Regions from separate parts of the Homo sapiens genome. Here region 1 is linked to region 2. The links are chromatin loops, found by intact Hi-C in ENCODE. Cell type or tissue: mammary epithelial cell. All regions are shown on one strand. Links, peaks and the distances in the headings refer to the core of each region. The heading gives the core; the rest is flanking DNA. Region 1 overlaps CACNA2D3 (calcium voltage-gated channel auxiliary subunit alpha2delta 3). Region 2 overlaps ERC2 (ELKS/RAB6-interacting/CAST family member 2).

Evidence for each region. A loop is a pair of places that touch in the nucleus more often than their neighbours do. Peaks named below come from ENCODE experiments on the same cell type or tissue, not always from the same donor. Only the 100,000 strongest peaks of a DNase experiment are listed, where the experiment ranks them.
Region 1: a loop joins it to region 2, with 6 times the contacts of the local background. A loop is called at or near these places in 2 of 110 quality-filtered maps.

What each region holds. Positions count from the first base shown.
Region 1 is chr3:54,945,311-54,956,444 of GRCh38, forward strand. All of the region lies in intron 27 of CACNA2D3 (calcium voltage-gated channel auxiliary subunit alpha2delta 3), which reads left to right. It also overlaps a transcript of LRTM1 not described here. Among named protein-coding and RNA genes, the nearest start is that of LRTM1, 23 kb to the left of the region's middle. RefSeq lists enhancers at 7,547-8,539, 8,540-9,532, 10,526-11,134. In mammary epithelial cell, for the core only: a CTCF peak has its summit at 6,252; no DNase peak of the experiment used is centred there.
Region 2 is chr3:55,618,397-55,629,530 of GRCh38, forward strand. All of the region lies in intron 17 of ERC2 (ELKS/RAB6-interacting/CAST family member 2), which reads right to left. Among named protein-coding and RNA genes, the nearest start is that of ERC2-AS1, 16 kb to the left of the region's middle. In mammary epithelial cell, for the core only: a CTCF peak has its summit at 5,982; DNase peaks (open chromatin) are centred at 3,915, 5,605 and 6,115; H3K27ac peaks cover 772 bases.

The DNA.
Region 1 (11,134 bases), core at 1,810-9,809, 670 kb before region 2:
TTGCCAGGGGATCTGGCTCTCCGAGCCTTACTCTGTAGTATCTTGGCCTCGAAAGTGGCCAAGTAGGGCCACCCTGTCTTCAAATGCCATCTCTTTTTTGACCTCTCTCTCCTGTATCCAGCCCAGGCATGTATCTCTTTTTCCCTAGGAGCCAATGAGTGTCTCCAGAGCAAGAACAATGTCTTTTAGGTGCCTATCCATAGGAAATACAGACTTTGAGGAGGCCTGGACTTCTTTCCATTCCCTCCCACTTATTAGCACCATAACCTGGGGCAAGTTATGTAAGTTCTTCAAACTTTAGTGTCAGTGCCTCTCAGCCCACCCAATGGAATCTCAAGCTTATCCAGTGCAGTCAGTCCCCAGCCCCACCAAATGCAGGTTTGACAGTGGTTCCCTATCACTACCCCATTAGGTGTCTATAGGCAGCCTTGCTTTTTTCAAGATTATAGGTGTCCTGGGCCATTGTATGTTGGGAATCAGGCAGGGACCAGGCAGGGTTTGCAGCATGCAGAGAAGTTATTTCTGCCAGGTAGTCAGTGGGCAATGCAGCAAAGCTGAGGTAATGCCAGGCGTAGGTAGGGTGGTGGATGGCGGGGGCCATCCTCGTTGGAATAAAGGAGGAGGCCTGACCTCTATCCCGGCTCCTGCTCTTCACAAGAGTTCTTTGCCACGCTTATTCGCCTAGCTCTTTCCAAACAGCAGGAAAACGAGTACCCTGCCTCATTATCACATTTCCTTGGTTCTAAGATGCCATAAATAGAAGTGGAAGCTGCTAAGGAAATAAAAAGCAGTATGCATTGATGTGCCTGTCCTGAAAGACTCTCAGTTCTATGGAATTCCACCTCAGTGTCTTAGCTTCTCATGTTCTTTCCCTGCCTCTCACTTTGCCTGTTAATGCTTACCTCCACCCCTAGCTTCAGGCTGCAGGTTAAAAACCATTTCTCCCCCAGTCCCCAGGACTTGGTTGAGTGCCCCCTCTTATACTCCTGTACCCATCCTGTACATGTCTTCAGACCACCACAATGGTTATTGGTTGCATAATATCTGTATGCCTTCAGAGATTTTAGCCCAGGGAACACCTGAGCTGTCACATCCTTCACTGTGTCCCCAGCACAGAGATCCTCAGTCAGTATTTGTTGGATGAAGAGAATATAGAGAGGGGAAGAAAATGAAAGGAGGGGGGATGTGAGGGCCGTTAGCAGCAGGAAAGAAGAGAAAGCCTCTTAGAAACAGCCCTTCCAGTGGAAAGTTTGACTTAACGAAGAAGAGCAGGTTACTTTCACCAAGGCCTTGTTGCAAAATGCCAAATAATGACAGGAGAGCCGTCCTTTCATGGAAGCTGGGTGCAAACCTGGGGGGAGCTAGCATTTTGGCCAACCTCAGAAAAGCATGTTGCTTTGCTCACTTCTCCACTGGATGCAAAGAATCCAATCCTTTCTTAAACACCCGAAATCATGGAAGAAATGAAAGGTAAGACATACAACTTTGGAAGTAGATGTGGTTTATTAAAAAAAAAAAAAATGATGGGACCATTTAGTCCCTGACTGAGAGTACTCTTAAGGCATGGAGCTGTAGTGTGAATGATCTTTATCTGTAATTGTAACACTGTGTCAATAAAAATAGTTAAGCATTGTGAAAAATTAATCTGCCTGTGACCATAGTGCATTTAAGATGATTAGAATTACCTGGAGAGCCTTAGACAAGTAATTGGGTCATCAATAATCTTTTCTGGAACCCCATAATGAAAGTGATCTTCCATTCTAGGAAAATACTATAATACCAAAACTAACAATTACTGAGCTCTTACTGTGTTCCAGACACTGTGCTTGATCCAGTTTTCATCATCATAATCTTAAAGACTGAGCAGAGGCGGGTTAAGTAACTTGCCTAAATCCCTTCCACAGCTGGTAAGTGGGATCACTGGATTCTAATTCTGAGCCCACCTTTACTCTATGCTGCCTCTTAACTTTTCCAGTAGACCAAGAAACAGAAGAAAAGGGTGGAATAATCTTCCAAGCAGTGCTAATGCAAACCTAAGAGACAGAAAACAAGGTGTATAACAGGCTCTGGTTAGGACTTGCTGAGCAGGGAGAAAGAAAAAGAATACCAGGATTCCAGGTGATCTCAGCTGGCATCTGCCAGTGCAGGATAGGACTTCTCAGGAGGCACTGAAGCATTCTCCTGTGTACCTGCAGGAGAACCTATACTGTTGAGTCTGTGGGTTAGCAGCATATATCCACAAAATTTTGAGTGCTAGATGTCCCCACAGTGGCCTGATGCCCTGGGAATAGGCCTGATTATAGTATGGAGATAGTGGAGACTTAGTAGCAGGCAAAGGAAATTTTTGCTCTGGCTATACCCCATGAAAATAAGAGGTCCTGACTCTTATCAGTCAGGACTCGGTCTTGGGAACAGAAGTTACCCTATGTATTCCAAATATGAAGGGCTTGGATGCTAGCCCTAAGGCAACTAGAAGCTTTTATAATCATTGCAATGTTTGGGGATGTGGGTCAGGAAGCATCCATGTAAATGGTTCTCTAGCACTCACTAGGGAGCTGCTTCAAACCTCACATCTGCCAACAAATTTGCCTGCAGCTGCCTCCAGAGCAACATGGCCTCTGTCTCTTTGCTGCCTTCTAAATCTAGCACCAGCTCCTTATTGGCAAATGCTAATCTGGAACCACAGATGGGGGAGATTCCAGGAAATGCAGTCTTGGCCTTTCTCCTTCAATACAGGGCAGACCTTCTACGGAGGAGATGGTGATGTCCAGGTGAATATCACCCATCAAGTGCTCTCGACCTTCCTATGACCTCAAATTACAATGACATTCTATTTCTACTTCTCCTCTCACCCCCAGCTCACTTTCCCCTGGTTGTCTTGACTAGAGAGTGAGATAGGAAACTTTTTGACTAGAAAAGTATGTGTGATGTGAGCCCAAGGTCCATTCCAGGTGACCTCTTGAGAGCCCATCCAGATGAGTAATTCTCTCACTGTATCACCTCACACCTGACCTCAGTAAAAACTGGAAGATTCTTGATAATTGTCATTAGAAAAAAATTAAAATGCTCCCAAGAGGTTAGCAACTAGGCCCTTCATGGGCATATATGTGTTTGCCTTCTTCATTGTCCAGAACTTGGTTACTAAGAGCAGTTCAATGGCCTATGTACATTCAACTAGTATGGGCAAAGGTAGCATCTTCCTGCAGTGGTTTCACCATGAGCACCTCTGCATGATCAGCTAACTCGGTACAACTGGATGATGGTCATGGTTGCCAGGCACACTATGCTGGAAGGATGATGAGACTCCTTGGAAGGAATACTAGGTTTCATGAGAGACACTTGACATGAAATAGGGAAGGGCACCATTCATGCCACAGATTTGCCTTTCATGCCCATGCTGTTGTCAGCTATTGTATTTGACTGTCTGCATGGAGGTGCTTATGTGACAGATCTCTATACATGAAGATAATTTGCTCATCTCCTACCAAACTAGACTACAGTTGCATCTGTCAGGAGCTGTTTAGTGCAGGCAACAACCACCAAACTCAGATTGGTTTAAGCAAAATCAGTAAATTAAAGGAAGTTGATTATTTGATTATTTGGGGATGGTTGGAAATACATTGTTTCATGTAACTAAAAAGTCCATAGTTATAACCAGCTTCAGGTACAGTTGGATCTGGGGCTCAGCTGAAATCACCAAGTTTCTCAGTCTCTTGTTTTACTTTTCTTTGTGTCAGCCCTGTTCTCAAGCAGGCCTTCCTCATCCAGTGCCCCCAGTATTCATCTGAGCAGATTGGCAAACTCAGTGGAAAGAAACCCCCTCTTTCCTAAAAGTTTCAGTTCAATGTCCTGGGGCTTGTTCTCCTTGATATAGTTTTGGTCAGTGCCTATCACTTTGGCACAGGAGCATAGGATGCATCCCTATGCCTAGCAGGTGGAGGGTGAAGCCTACACATGCCACATGGACTGGAAATTGGAGTCATGACAGCTCCCCAAAGGAAATGGTCTAGGTGTGGATAAGGAGGGAGGGTCTCTGCTGCTGAAAAAAGGGGACATGCCTGCTCAGCTGGCAAAAGTAACAGCTGTCTATTATTCCAGCTCAGCTGGAGTTCAAATTAGTTTGAGCCATCTATGAATCACATCAGGCAAGTTGCTAGCCTCTTTGGATCGTTCATTATTGGTTTATGAAATAAGCAGGTTGGGTTCAATGGCCCACTCCACCATTCCAGCTCAGAACTTGTGTAAATCTACCCATTGATGCCATACCCAAGGGGCAGCACTGGAATCAGGGCACATTATCAACATTCTCAAGCGCATTGGTCACTTATTTCAGGCCTAATTGTGTTGCAAACAGTAACCTGAAAAACCGCCCAACATCGTTGGTCAGGGCCTCAGAAAAATTCAGAACTGGTTTTGCAGGGGCACACTCCACAGAAGTGACTGTGGTCTCTGCCACAGATAGATGCATCCTTAGGCTCCTGGATGGAAGACTTTTTTTGCCTGTGATTCTTTCTGAAAACTGGGCCCCTGCCAAGCTCATCTGGCATGCTGTGCTCTGGGTAGAAGTAATTATTTTTATGAGGCATTATTCATGTCTAGTCTACCTGAGGGCCACCCCAAATAATGTTTCTCTAGCTATTAAAGGCTTCATCAGGCATGCAGAGTCTCTAGTAGTTTCCTTTAGGGGAAAAGAAAAAGATTCGTCTTGAAGTCTACCACCTCCAGTGGCAATTTGCTGTGCATTTCAGGGCCATGCTAAGTGGTTGGCACCTGAAAAAAGGGCGAAGTCTTTTTCTTTCAAGTGCAGCTGGAAAATGGGAGTCATAAGTGAAAAGTAGGGAACTGGGAGAACTATTTCCATACAGCCGAGGTAGCTTTCTTGTTTTGTTCTGAGCTGGCAAACTTCAACATGCTCAAGCAATGTTTTGTCAAATTTCTTAAATGCTGAATGTGGCACTGGCCCAAATGAACGTAGATGTTATTTTAGTGCTGGGAGAGATTTATTTTAATGTACAGATGCAGCCACTACAAAGGCCCCTTTTAATCTGCTGAGGGCTCTGTTCCTTGCTCTTTTACTCTTTGCAACCCCCTCCTCATTTTAGGGAACCTGTGTATGCTGTGAAATTGCAGTGTTCCTTCCTTCCCTCTTCATCTTGCAAGGCAGCGATATAATGCTGACAATAATTATAATTAAGATGCTTTGTGCAAGAAGAAGCAGTTTGCAATGCTTCCTCCTGTTTCCCAGCCTACCAGCAATTCAAAGAATGCTGCTTGATCAAAGAAAATATGCCAACAGGAGAGTGGACCTGCACAGCTCCAGGCTGTGGCAGGGCAGCCTCAACAGTTTTCCTTATCTAGGACCCAGGTTCTCTACTCACGAAAGGAACCCGTTCTTTTACTGCTCGGCTGTGAGATGGGAAATCCATCAGTTGAGCTGAGCCTCAGATACCAATATCTTGCACCTTGATCGGGGCCAAAATAAACGGGAAGGGACGCACAGAGGAAGCATGGTGACATGTGAGGTTTGCCTGAGCCAAGTCTGTGCTTTCAAGGCAAGAGCAGGAGAGGAGAGCCACAGACAAGATGGGGTGAGAGGGAAAATAAAGAGGATACTCTCTGGGCTCAGTGGCAGAGGGGAAACTGAAGCCAGGACAGTCCTGAGTCTTCTCACACCCAAGGCTCCTTTTAAATAATCATTTGTAATATTCCCTTTACTATCTCCAAATGAAATTCATAGAAAATGTAACTTGTTTTCCTATATGCTGCCAAAAAAATCTACAGAACGCTCCAACTATAATATCAAGAACTAGTTGAGAGTTGTTTATAATAGGAAAATAGATATTGTAATATTTTGGGGCATAACTACAAGATAATACAGAATAAAGTAGCTAGATGCTTGTGCTGCACTTTGGTGCAAAATCTGTCAATGCAGTGGCCACTATGTAGACATCTCACCCACAAATCCTGCCAGATACCTCTGTAATAGCCAAGCCGCAGACAAGATAAAGAAGACCCATCTCTCTCTTTCACAGCACTATAGTAATGTTTCTAGAAAATTCCATGTGCAAGACATACTTTGTATTTGGACATAAAACAGAGTTCCAAGCCATCGACACCATTAGGGACATGGAACTGTTCTTTGGTGTGCGGCCCGGGGGCAGTGGGGTGGGGGGCTGCTGTCCTGTGAGTTGTAGGATTTCAGTTACTGTGAACTTTGAAGCATCTCTACAGACTTCCAGAACAGACCCCTAGGGGGTGACGCAGCCCCACTGAGAACCACAGGAGAGCCTGGGAGCCACAGGGCGGCTGGCTCTGAGTCAGGCGTGCAGGGCTCCAGTCCCAGTTCCAAGAAGTCCTGGCAACTGCACAGCCCTGGTTAAGTCACTGAACCGCCGTGTACCTTTTCTTTAATGGAGAAAACATCTTCTCCCTTGCAGGATGGCTGAAGAGTTAAGTAAGATAACACAGGGTGGGTTCCTGGCCCAGAGTGGGCCCTCAGTAATTCTATTTTCTGTCTTCTTAGGACCAGCCATGCTTGTTATTTTATTTTAATTTTTGGAGACGGTCTCACTCCATTACCCAGGCTGGAGTGCAGTGACGCGATCTCGGCTCACTGCAACCTCCCTACCCCAGGTTCAAATGATTCTCCTGCCTCAGCCTCCCAAGTAGCCGGGACTACAGGTGCCTGCCACCATACCTGGCTAATTTTTGTCTTTTTAGTAGAGATGGCATTTCACCATGTTGGCCAGCTGCTCACAAACTCGTGGCCTCAAGATCTGCCCGCCTCAGCCTCCCAAAGTGCTGGGATTACACATGTTAGCCACTGGGCCTGGCTGGCCAGCTGTGTTTATAAACTGCCTCCTGCACCCCTGTTGGTTCTATACTATTTCTTCCCTCTGTAACCGCCTTCTTAGAGACAAAGGATGTTGGCCTTGCACTCTGCAGCACCCCTGTGGGCACAGGTTTCCTAGAAACTAAGCCCCCCAGGGCTCTGATCTCTCTGGGGCCCTGCCTAGTTTCCCAGGAGGCTCCCCAGTTGTCTTATTTCTTCAGAGGGAGGCCGCAAACATGAAGGGTCTGGAGGCTCTGGAAGATGTCATGAGCATCTTAGGAGCTCTTTTTGGGCTCTCAGAGACAGATCAGTTCACAGATGTGGGAAAGAAAAAATAAAACATGAGGCAAAAACTTGCAAGAAAATGTGGACTTACCAATCTCATATTAAGCAGACGGAATGTCAATCTTTTCTATAGGGACAGGGTCATTAAATGCATATTTTTTGAAGTAATTTTAGGTGAGTCCCTTTGGCTCATTCATTATAGTTATTTATTTTCTGCTTCTATTCTGAAGTCAGAAAGATCTGGTGTTCATGGGTTCAAATTCTGGTGCCCGCATAGTTCCCTCCAGCTTCCAGATGGGAAAGCTCTCTCATCTGTTTTCCAGCCCAGCCACTCCAAAACCTCAATGCCCTCAGCTGTAGAACAGAGGGACAATGACAATATCTATCTATGAGGATTCCACGTGCTCTTTGGATGTTTTACAAATTCAGCAGAGTTGGGAATGTTCTGGGTGGTTGAGATGACACTAGGTCTGGCTTACTTGTCTTCCAGCAACAAAGGAGGAAACTTTTCATAGGGATTTGAAGCCTAATGTTCCTGAAGGTGACATGGAGTCTGCTTAGTGGATGGATTGTTGAGCAGGAGTCATTCTCCAGTCTTGGAAAAACTGTACAGAGACTCAACTGCAGGGGAGGAAACCAGGATATGGATTAAATAATGCATGTATTTAATGTACATACCTGTTGTTATGTGTATGTGTGGGTGACATTTACTGAATATTTACTATGTGCCTGGCACTGTGCTAGGCTCATGACATACATTAGCTCATTTAAGGCACAAACGTATAAGGTGTGCATGACTCCTGTTCCCATTGTGCAAATGAGAAAACTGACTCTGAAGGCATGCTGCATGTACATGAAACAGGCAGGACTCAGCCCTAAGTTTGTCTGAAATTTTCAAATCTGGGAAGGAAGCAGACACAGATAGTAACTAAGAAACTGCTAAAGTGGTGGGGCCCGGTAACACTACGGCTTCTTACCTATAGAGGTGAGACTCATGAAATTCCCCACCCTCAGTACAGATAGCACTGGGCCAAGATCATGGGACGCAGCTGAAGCCTTCGCGCTTGGTGGTCAGATGGCCCATGCTGTGCGTAGAGGAAAAGTACCAGTCATTACAACAAGGCCTCAGGAGACCTTATTCTCTCAAAGCCACTTCTTGCAATACTTGGACATCCACGATCCTTTCTATTTTAAAGACTTCTGTCCATGCTAAAAGGTCCAGTTCCCCAGGAGCTGGGAAGGAGGTGAGGATTAAGCCATTGTGCTGGTTGTTTCCCCCTTGCCTGTGAACGCTTGGGGCAACCTCGGGCTCCTGCCTCTGCTAGCTTGACAGGCTGTGGGAATCACTGGGAGTGGGTGAGGGGGGTGCACTGCAAGTCAGTGCGCACAACCCTAGGTTCTCTTCCAGGATCAGCCCCAAGCAGACCTGAGGAAAGGCCTGGGACTTGGAGTCTGAGTAGCCTCTTGAGGTCACCCCGTTTTGCTAAGTGCTCCATTGTTTATGTTCTTGTGTCATGAATAAGCAGAGGCCACAGATTTCAGTCCACAGATTTCAGGAGTGCCATCCATGCAGTTTTATTTGAATTCAACCTAATTTCCATCAGAAGTCTTCATTATCCTAGTAGGCAAGAACTTTCCATGAATTCAGTGTCTCTCTGCCTATTCCCAGGGTTTACCTGAGGCCAAAGAGAGAGGGGGTTATTTAATCATGTCATCATGCAGGCATTTCCTGAGTCACCCAGTCGCATCTGGTCTTCTGTCATCAGTCCAGGCACAGGTCAGTGCTATGGCCTCCTCATTCCAAGGGAAGGTCACCTTCGAGTCAGTCGGCAGCTCCCTGGGCCTCACTCTGAAGAGCCTGCGGGAGCACGAACACTTCCCCACTGAGTTGTCTGTCTGTGGCCTCTGGGAGGCTGTCTCCTTTCTGGCAGTAGCAGGGCTTAGAGCAGGGATGCTTTCACATTCTTCCCAGCAATAGGAGAGAAAGGACTGTGTGGAGCAGAATACTCCTCACTGCTCTGGTAGTTTCCAGAGTTAGACCCAAGGTAGGAAGGCAGATGCCTGCCCAGACATCAGGGTGCATATCTTTCTGTCGGGGTCTACCAGCCCTTCGGCTTCCCTTTGATTCTCTTCCCTTTCCAGTCCAAATCATCTTTCCTGAGCAGCTCGTTCAGGAGGCTGGAGGTAGGGTGTGGAGAAGACAGGGTGCAGAGAGGACAAACTGGCCCAGGCAGTTCCCCTGTTTTTCTTCCTGCCCTGAGATTCCCCAGGCCTCAGCTTTTGAGAGTCAAAAATCCAGAATCTGCTTCTTTGTTCTCTGGATTCCTGTGTGTCCTCCCTTCCCTGAGGCCTTAAGCATGGAATGCTTTAGCTGAGGGAACAGAGAAGAGCCAGGGGGTGCCAGGAATCTTCAGAAAGAAGAACAACTGGGTTTCAGAGTTATTTCTCAGAGACAGCATGAGAGGCGCCGATTAACCTCCTTGTGTCTGGACCACAGTGCATTTGCTCATTCATTTACTCATCTAGCTTTTATTGAATGCTTACTGGGCACCAGCTATGCTTAGGGAATATGAGAGGTGTAGAGAAAACTTCCCCTTCACCCTCTGAAGGTTTGCTGAAAATCAACTGACAAAAGACCGATTAGTAGGAGAGAAGACATACAAAATTATTCGAACGTACGTAACATGGGGAATCGTAGGAGAATGATTATCCAATAACCCAGTGGGGTACAGAAGCTTACATACTGTATATACATTTTTCACAGGGGACAGGGGAGATGGGGACCCACCCTGGAGGAGACGGGCAGACATTAGGGAAGGTGAGGGGCAGAGCTGCACAGGGACAAAGGTTGTCTTATTATGCAGATAATGTCCCGCAGGTAATCTCTTGAAGCTACTCTCAGAAGAACAGATGAAAAGTCTGTCTGGGCTGGTGATGACTCCCACTCTCTTCTCTGGTCATTGATCTTTCCTGGTTATTTGATGAGATTTCTAGGGCAGGGGTTTAAGACAATTGCATTTCTTTTGGAAAAAAGAAAAAAGAAAAAAAAGCTCTCTTGGTCAGATGAGGATATTCCAAAGAGAGTCCCTCCCTGCACTTAGGATAAGAGGAGAAACAATACTAAGCTAGAGGAACGTTGATTCTGAGGCAGCTTCTAAGGTCTATCAGCATGTCAAAGCTCCAGTCTTTGGGATATCATTCTTTGAGTCCCAACAGAATGTTGGTGGAATGGAGAAATGTGTAAATTGAGGGACACTGAGATCAGACAGCCTGGCTCTCCCCTGAGGCCTCTGTCTACCGAGGGGGCTTTTTTGGGTATTGGCCCTGCTGAGAAGGAGTTGGAGTTGACCTGCCAAATCAGATGGGAAAGTGCCAGCCCCACCTCACAGCCCACCCTCAGGAGACCTGACCAGCTAAGCCTGCTCACGAAACCTGGTGAGAGTCAAGGAGCAGTGGCTTAACAACAGAAGATGGCTTTTCCAGCCTCGCCATCTGCCTGATGAAGAGAAAAAATTGGTATTCTCCACTCCAGGGCTGACTCCCACATATTCTAAGGTCCTGAGATTCCAGGAAATGAGAGGGAAAAAAGTGCGTGATTACTCCAGAGTGCCGTCCGCCCCTCCTTAATGTTTCCCTGTCTCCTTCTCCCTCCCCTCCCTCCTCATAATCACCTCATGTGCAGCTCTTCTGGGAGGATCTGCCTTGGGCCAGGTCTGCTGCAGCTGATCATATCTGCCACCCAGGTGTTTGACTTTGAAGTGGGTATCTCCCTGGCCAGAGGGAACCAAGCCCAGTGGCTTGCCTTGCCAGGCTGCCTTGCTGCATGAGCAGACCCGTAAGCGCATGGTCTTCCCTTGGCTGTTCCTGGTGTAGTCATCCTTTCCATGTACAATGAATTGGAGATTCCGGGAAAAGAAAGTGATGGTCTTGTTGACCCACCACCAAGGGGACAATTTTGCTGTGTCAGGCTATCCCCAGAATAATTACCAGTTTTTGTTTTAACCTTCCTGTCTTTGT
Region 2 (11,134 bases), core at 1,383-9,382:
AAGTGAATAAAGGTTAAGCCCAAAAGGCTTTAGGGAATTCTACTAGGGAACATTTTAAAACATCTAAAGTTCACCATTAATAACTGGCTAAAGAATGCAAAATTCCATACTCCGTTACTATAAAAATGATTCCATAGGTGTATATTTATTAATGTGGAAAGTGTCCAACATACAATGTTAAGTTCAAAAAGCAGATTATAAAAACATTTATAATATAATCCCATTCTTTTTAAGAGTCTATATATAGTAAAATTAGAAAGATACATAGTTCACCAAAATGTTAGTATTTCTGGATGGTGGATTAGAGGGGACTTTTATTTTCTTTGGCAAAGATTTTTGAATTATTTGAAATGTTTAATGAGAAAAATGCATTGCCTTTAGAAATGTTAAAACACTAAAGCAGAACAATAAAATTGAATAAAAACAAAACATTCCCACCACCATCATTACTGTCCTGATCAACAGGAAAAGCTGAAACAACATCATGGGAAGACCCAGCTATCCTTTCTCGAGGAGGCAGGAGTAGAGAACGCTGATGGATTTGGTCTTGCCTTATCAGCACATATAACTGTTGTTCAAGCGTAGTCTCCAGTGAGATGCGAATGGAATGGTAAAACCACAAGTGGGCTCAAAATCCCAACAGGTGTCTTCTCCAGGGGACCCAGGTGTCTCTCTTTCCTGGAATCATGGTACAAATGTCGAGGACTCCCCTATTAAGCTAACCTGTACCACTTAATAAAACAGGAACAGTTCTTAAGTACGGCACTTGCCAACTGAAAAATCTGGAGCACTATTTTTCTATTAAAACCTTGTCCATGTTTTTCCTATTGGAACCTGGAAACTGGACAAATTCTGAAGAAATCCGAAGGAATTTCTTTAGAAAAGAATTCTGTTAACACCAAAAGCTCCCAAGCACTACACAAGGCAAATGCTAGGTTGCGTTACGCTCAAATGTAAAAGCAGGGTTCCAATCCAAAGTGATGTGTCCTTCACACCAGGCTTTGTGTGCATCAGGGTTTATGCATTTGTACACTGATCCTCGCACATTTCTGCATCTCCCTGCTTCATAATTTCATAATCAGTTCCAGATTTCCTATTTCTTCCACATCGTAAGGCACAGAGTTCCAGATTTGAGAGATGCAAGGTTTAAGGGTATGAAAGTGCAGTGAAACGTACGATAATAATAAAACCAAAACTGAAGTTTTGTTTCATACCCACTGAGAAGTAACAAACTGAGTATATACCTTGGGACCCATCTGATCTTCAGAAACTGTTGGAACATGGTAGACATGTACAAAAATTTCATATGTAAAGTGGATCCTTTGGTTGGTAGACCTCCTTACCAACAAAGCTAAAAGTGTTCCTACATTGCTATAATAAACACATCGGATTTGGATATGCCTGCCAAAGCACCATAACGCTTCTCTCAAAATTCAGAACTCTGTCTCTACATTACAAGACAGAGCAAACTGAAAGATCAGGTTAATCTAGGATAAACTTCATCTCTTGAGTTCAAAGACAACTGGCCTCTCTAGGGGTTTCAATCAAGGGTTCTTTGAAGGATTGCTCTCAAATTCATTAAAGAAATTTCACTGACTTCACAGACTTTGGCATTAAATAGATAACCTGAGCTCTTCATTGCCTGGCAAAATGACTGTTCACCTTTGAAGCTCTGCAAATTGGGATTAAGTTGGCTGTTTGCCTTTTACCTCAAAGATGACTCCACTCCATTGACCAGCGAGTCCCCAGGCAATGACCTGGTTGATCAATGACATCAAATTTATCTCTACAATGTGTCTCTTAAAACACCCATCCTTTCAACAGATTGGCTTTGTTATGATTTTTGCTTTAGATGTAGTAGTACTCTTGATAATAATGCCATCCCCATAATAAAAATTCAGGAAATGAATCATATTTTAAAAATCCAAGTGTAATTTCCAGCTAACTTGAAAGATGTGTGGGGTTTTTAGATGTATAAACTCAACTTTTAAACCCTGCTTTGAATTTCGCTTCCTCAATTACCACAGAAAATGAGGTGTCTCATCAGACCCTGGAGCGAGCCCTAAAGCAGCACGGACTTGCTTTTCACAATGACTCTGCACATTCCGGAGAAGGATCGGCATAAACACATAGGTTTTCACCCTCTAACCCCACCGTCTGCTTCCTCTGTGCCCCATAATCTAAAACATCTCTTCTTCGCAGGTATATGGTCTTGGATTTGTCACAGTGTACGGGAGACTTTACAAGGCCAATAAAATGACAGCTGCACAGAGGGAACTGGGTGGCTTTTACCGACTCTGAAACACCACTGCCTTTAACTCCCAGGGATCAGGAACTTGAAAGCACTCCGATTCACTTAGCTCTGTGTTTGTCATAAAGTTAAGGCTAATCAGATTTTCCCCAACTTGCAGCCCTATCTTAAATCCTCAAGCTGCTCCTATGCAAACTTAACTGATGGAAGATGTGATTACGCCTTCTCAGGTCATAAATTCTAGATATTTATAACATAACTGTTGTCATTTAGGCCAATTAAGATGCTTTTACTAGCTCGGAACAACTACCTATGGGGCTTGTCAAATACTCTGACAGTGGTTTATGACCCTTCACAGTGATTTTATCTTATAGGGATATGAAAGATGGTTGCATGCAAAAATAGCCAGGAGGCCTTGAAGCACATTCTTCATATTAGCATCATCCATACCCCATTTCCATTCTGTCCCCTTTCTTATCCACTAAAACCCCGATTTGACTCTAACTGCCCCCCCTCCAGCCAGAGTTGGTTTCTTTGATCACCTTTTTTTTCTCCAAAGACCTAAAAGAGGGAGATAACACCTCTTGAGACACTACTATAAAACACCCAAGTGGTGGGCTGGTTAAACGCCCAGCTGGGAATGCCAGACTTCCACATGCATAACATGTCCCTAAAGACAAGTGGGTTTTCCTTTTCACTTAGGGCAAACACTCCCTCATGAAAAGCAAAAGAGGGTGGGTGACAACAAAGAAAGAACGGGACATATTTGGGGAGTTCATACAGACAGGTTATAGCTTCTCCTTTTCCTTTGTGAAATATCGCTTATCTACTACTGTTCCCCTCCTGCCGTTTCTTCTTTTAACAAGGCCCCCAAGCACTGATTTCAGGCACTGTACTAGGCTAGGGATACAGGGATCAAGAAACACTCAGGCTGGCTGGAGACACAGACACCTTGATAATTATAATGCAAAGTGTTAACAGGTAACAGGACAGTCATGCACAGCAAATTCTGGAAGCACTGAAAAGTGGCATTTCACTTTTGGAAGGGAGGTGGTCAGGGGAGATTCCTTGGGAAAAAGAATTCCTAGTCTGGGCCTTAGAAAATGCCAGGAGACAGCTAGGCCAATTGGGGGAGAAAAGTAGTTCCAGGAGGGAGAGAAAGAACAAAGGCGTGGATTGGAGGAGGACATGGGATACGTGGAAAATGCCAGGCAGGTGAGTGTTCCAGAGCATCACATCCCTGCCAAGCAGCAGTGAAAATTGAGGCTGGAAAGGAAAGTCAGGGCACACTCCTGTGGGACTTTGTATTCACATGACATAAGCTATTTCCTTTCTTGTTCAAAGGAGGCCTGGTATAATGGTGCTCTTTTCATAAACCTAACTGGACATAGTTGGGTAAGAATTTTTCCATCCGAATCTGTTTGCTTCGTACCGCCATCCATAGCTGGCACTGTCAAATTCCCCAGACTAACTTGACAGACATAACTGTTTGAAAATCCGGCCACACTTCCCTTGGTAAAGAACGCTTTGCTTTCGATGACCAAAACAACACTATTTGTAGAAGCCAGGTAAAGCACCCAAAATTCCACCTGATATAACAAATATGAAGTGCTGACTCCATACAAAGTCCTATTCTGGGAATGAGTCAGAAATGTGGTGGAGAAGGCACCACCTCAGCAGCCAGTGGATTCTCAAGTAGACAGTGACACATCATGGATCTTAAAATGTAATGGTCTTTTATCAATGTGATTTTTTCCTTGTGTTTCTAATGATGACAATTTGATTGAATTTGACCAAAGGAAAAAAAATAAAAAGTACAACATCTACTTGGCCAAAGGAAGATAAAAGTGTGGAAAATATATCATAGCATTTGAAATTCTGCAGTATGGGCAAATGCAAGCTACCAGCAATTTCTTCAAATTAGCAGCTTAAATGTGCTACAGAGACACAGGAATCAGAGTAGCAGTGCTAACCTAGGCAGTCCTCAAAATGATCAAATTGGAGTTCATTTTCAAGAATCTTATGGAAGTTTTTGCTGCTGTTAAAAATTTTAAATATTTGACTTTGTTTGTTTATACTCTGCCTTGGTCCAGAAAGGATTAAAGCATCTAATACCAAACAGAAGAGGGTCATATTACTGGAAGAGTGAGTGCTTGAGTTCCTCCTCCTCATATTAGAGGAGGAGTGAGGGCTCCAGTTCCATCTGCCATGCAAACGTCAAGTTGGTTCCGACCGAGACTTGGACCATGCTGATTCAAACCCAGAAAATGTTTCTAAACCAGAACATTCTGATTCAACACAAAATTCCCCAGCTGTGGAGCAACAAGGGAAGAACTGTGAATCCACTTCTAGAGGAAGGCTGGGAACCAATGAGCTTTATCAGCTGAGCAAAATTCCAGATAAAGAATTCATGTTCTCTGATTTGTTCTCCATGCCCACATGTGACTTGTTTCTGACCTGAGGATGGTATAAAGTGGCACAGTGCAGTGGGAGGCACAAGCCCCACTGCCTGGTTTGCATTTCAGTTTCACCACTTGGGCAAGTCACCTGAGCTTTCATTCCCTCAGTTTCCTCATTACCACAGAGGATTACTGTAAAGACTGAAAGAATTAATACATGAAGACAGTGCCTGGCACATATGAAGTGCTCAATAAATGTTAGCTGTAATTATGATTTTCTATTCCTCTGTTAAGCACAGAGAGAACTACAGAAGTAAAGACCCCTACTTTGTCATGTTAAGTATAGTGAACCCCAAGTTTCTCTTCAAAGAATCAGTATGTCAGTATGTTCAGCTCTCTTATTCTTTGATTTTCCATTTTAAAGTTTAACTTCCTGGTTCTCTTCGCCCTCTTGCTTCTAGTTTCAGTAAACAACATTTTTCCACCAGTTTTAATCAGTAGTTCACATCTGTTCCCCTGGTCACCTGCTTTGACCTCAGTCATGCCTGGTCACCTGCTCTGACCTAAGTCCCCTTTAGTTATCTATTCCTAACTGTCCTTCCCACCAAACTATTCACCCTGCCACTCTGGTTCATACCCCTGCTCTGTTTAAAATAGCCAATCAGAATTAGCTTAGACTGAGCAGTCCAACCCTAGCCAATAGAGGAACGACACAGCAGTAGGGTCCTGCATCAGGAATAAGAACTACTTCCCCTCCCCTGTCCAGGTGTGCTCTCGCCATTGTTCCATCTGCAAGGGGCACCCTTTCTGCAGAAAGTAAAAATTGACTTGCTGAGAGAATTAAATTTATGTTCAAGTGCTATTTCTTTGCAGCACTGGGTAACAAGCATTTTGCATTTCTAACAGTCTATAGGGAATTTCCAGTCTTGCTTCATGTATGATTGCCAAAGGAGAATCTGCCAACGGTGATCAAGAGAAGGGAATTCCAAAGAAAATTGGGTTAGGACTCCAACAGCTCAAGAGAGAGGGGTTTATGGCATATTCAGAATTTCAGAGGAGGTTTCCTAAAGGAGCATATCTGGGCTGAATCCAACAGGTAGGATGTAGGCAGATATTGGGCATTTTAGATAATGGCAAGCAATAAGCACAGAGATGTGAAAAAAGGAATGAACACTATTTTTAGAAGAGGAAAAATGATACCTCATTATCTGGGAATGGTGGAAAATTCATAAAACTGCGCAGGGGGGCCCATGCGGGAGGAATGTGAGGACGAGTCTGAGGTAGTTGAACCTAATATGGTTGGAAATAAAGAGGAACTGACAATGTGTCGCCACGGGAGGGACACAGAGAACGTGGTGTTTCAGGAAGGTGAACATGGCTGGGGCATGCAGGGTGGATGGGATGGGAAAGTTCTGAGTCAGGGAAACCACCCCAGACTGGTGCTGAGAGGACAGAGAGGAAGTGGTGGATGGGAGAGGTGCCCTGTGGGAAGAACAGGCTGGCCTTGGCCAGTGACTAGACATGAGGTGTTAATGCTCAGGGTCTGGAGTCTGACGGCATGGGTCTGAGGCTCAGCTCTGCCACTCAGCAGCCTTGGCTCGGGGCACTGACTCAGTGGAAACCCAGCTTTTTCCTCTGCAAAATGGGAATAAGTGTGCTGACTTCACCTGGATGGAAAGCACTTAGCACAAGGTCTGCTCATCCCAAAGTGGTCAATAAATGGTAACCATGTCTGTGGTGTCGGTATGATAAAGAAAAAGGAAGAAAAAAAATGAGAAAACTGAGGTTTCTACCTGGTCCTGAAGCCACTGAATGAGACACAGTCCTGGCTGGTCCCTAGTTCCCTCTTCCAGAGACCTCATTAACATTTAATATCAGCCACTTAATGCCTGATAAATTAAGATGTCAGTGTAAATGGAGGCTTGTTTATTATGTCCCTTTTATTACATACCCCATCCATTTCCATCTCTCCATGGAAACCAAGTCTTTCCAAAAAGGAAAATGGTGATAACCTTGTTTTATTTAAAAGAAATAGCTTAGGCCAGGCACGGTGGCTCACGCCTGTAATCCCAACACTTAGGGAGGCCGAGGTAGGCGGATCACTTGAGGTCAGGAGTTCGAGATCAGCCTGGCAACATGGTGAAACCCCATCTCTACTAAAAATACAAAAATTAGCCAGGGGTGGTGATGCATGCCTGTAATCCCAGCTACTTGGAAGGCTGAGGCAAGAGAATCGCTTGAATCTGAGAGGCAGAGGTTGCTGTGAGCCCAGATCGGACCACTGCACTCAAGTATGGGTGGCACAGTGAGACTCCGACTCAAAAAAAGAAAAAAAAAAAAAAAAGAAAAGAGAAAGAAATAGCTAAGTTAAAAAAAAAAAAGTAAGTGCTTTTCACTTTATTTCATAAGAAGAGGGAGGAGGAGGCTGGGCGTGGTAGCTCACGCCTGTAATCCCAGCACTTTGGGAGGCCGAGGCTGATGGATCATGAGGTCAGGAGATCGAGACCTTCTTGGCTAACATGGTGAAACCCCGTCTCTACTAAAAATACAAAAAATTAGCCGGGCGTGGTGGCGGGCGCCTGTAGTCCCAGCTACTCGGGAGGCTGAGGCAGGAGAATGGCGTGAACCTGGGAGGCGGAGTTTGCAGTGAGCCGAGATCGCGCCACTGCACTCCAGCCTGGGCGACAGAGCGAGACTCCGTCTCAAAAAGAAAAAAAAGAAGAGGGAGGAAAAAAGATGACACATTGTACCAGTGATTACCTGCCCATTTTAAGCCCTGTCAGCAACACAAAGACTTAAACCGAAGTGAAATACAGGGCGCATTATCCCTTTAAGCCCTTGAGTTAACTCAAGGGGACTGAAAGGCATGTCTGTATTTCTACAGGAGGTTTGTGGTGGGTTCAGAAAACATTTAAAGAAGTACCCTATTATCTCAGGTAGGTGTGTTCCAAAGAATCTAAACTGAATGTACGTCTGTTTTGGTTCCTGAAAAATGTTTCTCAGCTACTTTCGCTTCCCAGAGTCCATCTTGCACAATACAAATTACAGAAGTGAGTTGCATTTTACCTAGTAAGTCTGGAATGAGCAGCTAAGGAAGTGGTAACACAGGGAAATGTTTCTTTAGCATGCCTTTTTGACCTTTGCAGAACTGTCCTTGATGGCCCTGAGCATGCCAGCCTTTACCTCCCAGTTAAGCTTGAGGTATTTGGAAAACAAGTTTTGAAAAAAGCCACACAATCAAAGGAGGTCAGGCAAATGACTTGGTACTGATCAGCACCAATGATTAGCCCTGGTGGTTACTGATGTAAGGACCCCGGATCCTTTAAGAAACCAGAAGGAGAGAAATGATGGAGTAACTTCCCTAAGTCCGCTAAAGCATATTTGCTGAGAATATGCTCTCCAGTCAGCCTAGGCTCTGGAATCCCTGAGCAATTATCATTTTTTCCATTCTTTACACATGCAACTCATTAGCATTACAGCATAAATGAGTTTTACTAGCCAGGTCTGCTTATTTACTGAATAAAGCCCAAGCCAGTGATTGCTTTTATTACAGAAGGAAATTCATGGCTTCTCACCAATCCTTTGGATAAGGTGGCATTGGAAAAGTAACCTCTAACCAGACACATGGTACAGAAGAATTGCTACTGCTCACCAGAGATATAAAATCCAAAAGGAAATGACTTTACCCACCATAGAAGCTCCACAGTACTCACAACTTGTCATCTGTGTATAACAGCACAGGTCATAGGTCCTCTCAGACCTGGAGTTCCTTCAACACGTTCAGAGCCAGGTGACCCTGGACAAGTAACATTTCTGAGTCTCAGTTTCTAGCCTTTAAAATGGAACCAATATCTACTCACTTCACAGGACATTGTACAGGTCAAATGGATTAGTGCATATAAAGTCTTTAGGATTATGCCTGGCCTGTGGGAATCATCCCAGAAATATCTGCTATTGCTATTAATGTAAAATCAAAAAAGCACAACCTCTATCCCACTGAACAGTGTTGTCATTCAGGGCTCTGAGTAAATTATTTTCAGTGGATAAATCATCTCTGAATGAGACAGGAACAAACTGAAACTTGGCTTCAGCTCCACAAAACTGTTGGGTCCACTCTTTCTTCAGAAATTTCTTCTTTTGGCCGGGTGTGGTGGCTCACGCCTGTAATCCCAGCAATTTAGGAGGCCAAGGCGGGCAGATCACCTGAGGTCAGGAGTTCAAGACCAGCCTGGCCAACATGGTGAAACCCCATCTCTACAAAAATACAAAATTAGTCAGGCATGATGGTGGGTGACTGTAATCCCAGCTACTCGGGAGGCTGAGGCAGGAGAATCGCTTGAACCCAGGAGGCAGAGGTTGCAGTGAGCTGAGATCACGCCATTGTACCCTAGCCTGGGCGACAGAGCGAGACTCCATCTCAAAAAAGAAAAAAAAGAAAAAAGAAAAAAAGAAATTTCTTTTTTCTCTGGGTCTGTTTAACAATCATTTTTAGCAGAGCAGATCAGATTGGCCATATGGGTGAGCCAATATCGTCACCTTAATATTTAGAAGCTAGGCAAGATTAATGAGAAGATGAGTGTCTTAAAGCCACAGAAACACAGGACCATAGAGCTGCTCAGGCCCTTGAGAACCTTTTAGTTTAACTCTTTCTTGATAGAGACATCACAAAAGAAAGTGTCTTTCCATGGGCCACAGGTCATGAAAGAGACAGAAGCAGGACTGAAATCATCAATCAAGGGACTTTCTGTGACCTTCCATTTTTAATTTAAAATATTAGATGTTCCTTGGAATTTTAATAGAACTTGGATGTAAAATCATCTGGACTGGGACTTGGTGCTTTTTTTTTTTTTTTTTTTTTTGAAGAAAGGGGGCGGGGGTCATATTTTAGCTACTGATTTAGTCCTTTTAGTGGTTACTGATATATTTAGGTTGGCTTTCTATTTAATTTTGAGTAAGTTTAGAATTTTTTTCAGAAAATTGTATCTAATTTTTAAATATATTGGCACAAAGTTACTCATAATATCTTTTATTGTAAAAAGTCTCTTTGTATCTATAGTTATACCCCCATTTTTCTTCCCAAGGAAGCATTTTGTATCTTTTCTCCTTCCTTTTTCTTGTTTAACCTGGACAATGATTAGACTACAGAGGAGATGTCAACAGAATTTTCTGCAACAATGGAAATCTATTATCTACAGTGTATGATATGAACAGACCTGCATTGTCCAATACTGTAGCACTAGCCACTAGCTCAGTGTGGCTGTTGAGCTCCTTGAAATATGACTAGTGTGACTGAGAAACTGAGTTAAACATTTTGTTGCATTTTAACTAATTTGAATGTAAATTGTCATGTTACCATATTGTGTCATGCAGGTCTATGATATACATAGGGTCTTTTCAAAGATTCAGCTTTTATTTTGAAAACCATCTCATATTATTTTTGTTGTTGCTATTTTCTATTTACTTATGCCTTTGCCTTAAACATTTTTCCTTCCTTCTACTTCTTTCTGTTTACTCTGACTGTTTTTATGAAGATCAATCAGTAGCCAAGAAATAGACTGGCACAGGGTTCCATCGAGGCCCAAATCCCTTCTTCCTTGGATTCCAGTCCTAAAGGCTCAGTAGGAAAGGCCTGGGAAAATGTCATTGAAAAAAGAAGATGAAAAGCGGAAGGCTTCTAGATGAAGGCCAAGCCAGGAACCTGGCTATTAAGAATATTTTCTCTCCTCCCCAAAATGAGCTGGTTGAATCCAATGTGACACTGAAAGGGAAATCAAAATGCCTGAAGAACAAGTTGTAGATTTGAATTCTCAAGTACCTGAATTCCTCCTTGGGACTGAAGCCTCTGACATATGATACTTTGTAGAGAGTGTCCTGCTAGCCATGCCGAAATCTGGACACCAAGAACCTTTCTTATATGAATGAAGTTGAGAACCAGGAGCTTTGCTATCCAGGGATTTCACCATTTGGGACTAAGAAGCAGAGATGGAAGGAAACAGATGCAGATGAACTACTGTAAAGGGACAAGAAGAAATCTCCCTTTGCCTGGAGGGAGTCTGTCTTCAGACTTGAAGATGAGACCCACCCTCCATAAAGCAAGGATTCATTACACTTGCAGTCTCCTGGGCCTCGCGGCTCACTTGGAGCCACTGAGCAATAAATACCATGAAGCTCACTATCATAGGGATGCCTAGGGAGTGGGGTGGCAGAGATGCCATGGCTCCCAGAGATGATCGGAAGCCAGTACACGATGAACTCTAGAAGGCTTAAGCTGCTTCTGCTTTGATGCCTGGGGTTGGGAGGAAGCCAAAAGGCTTATCCCAAAAGGACTCTCAAACACTAGAAATAAAACACATTGAAACTTACAGTGACTTGGAGAGCATGTTAGGTAAAGTTAGCTTATGACTTCCAGTTTTCCTGGTGATTTTATTACAGTAATTCAAGGTTTCTCATAATATTCCTTGCTTCTTGTTACTTTTGAATTGTA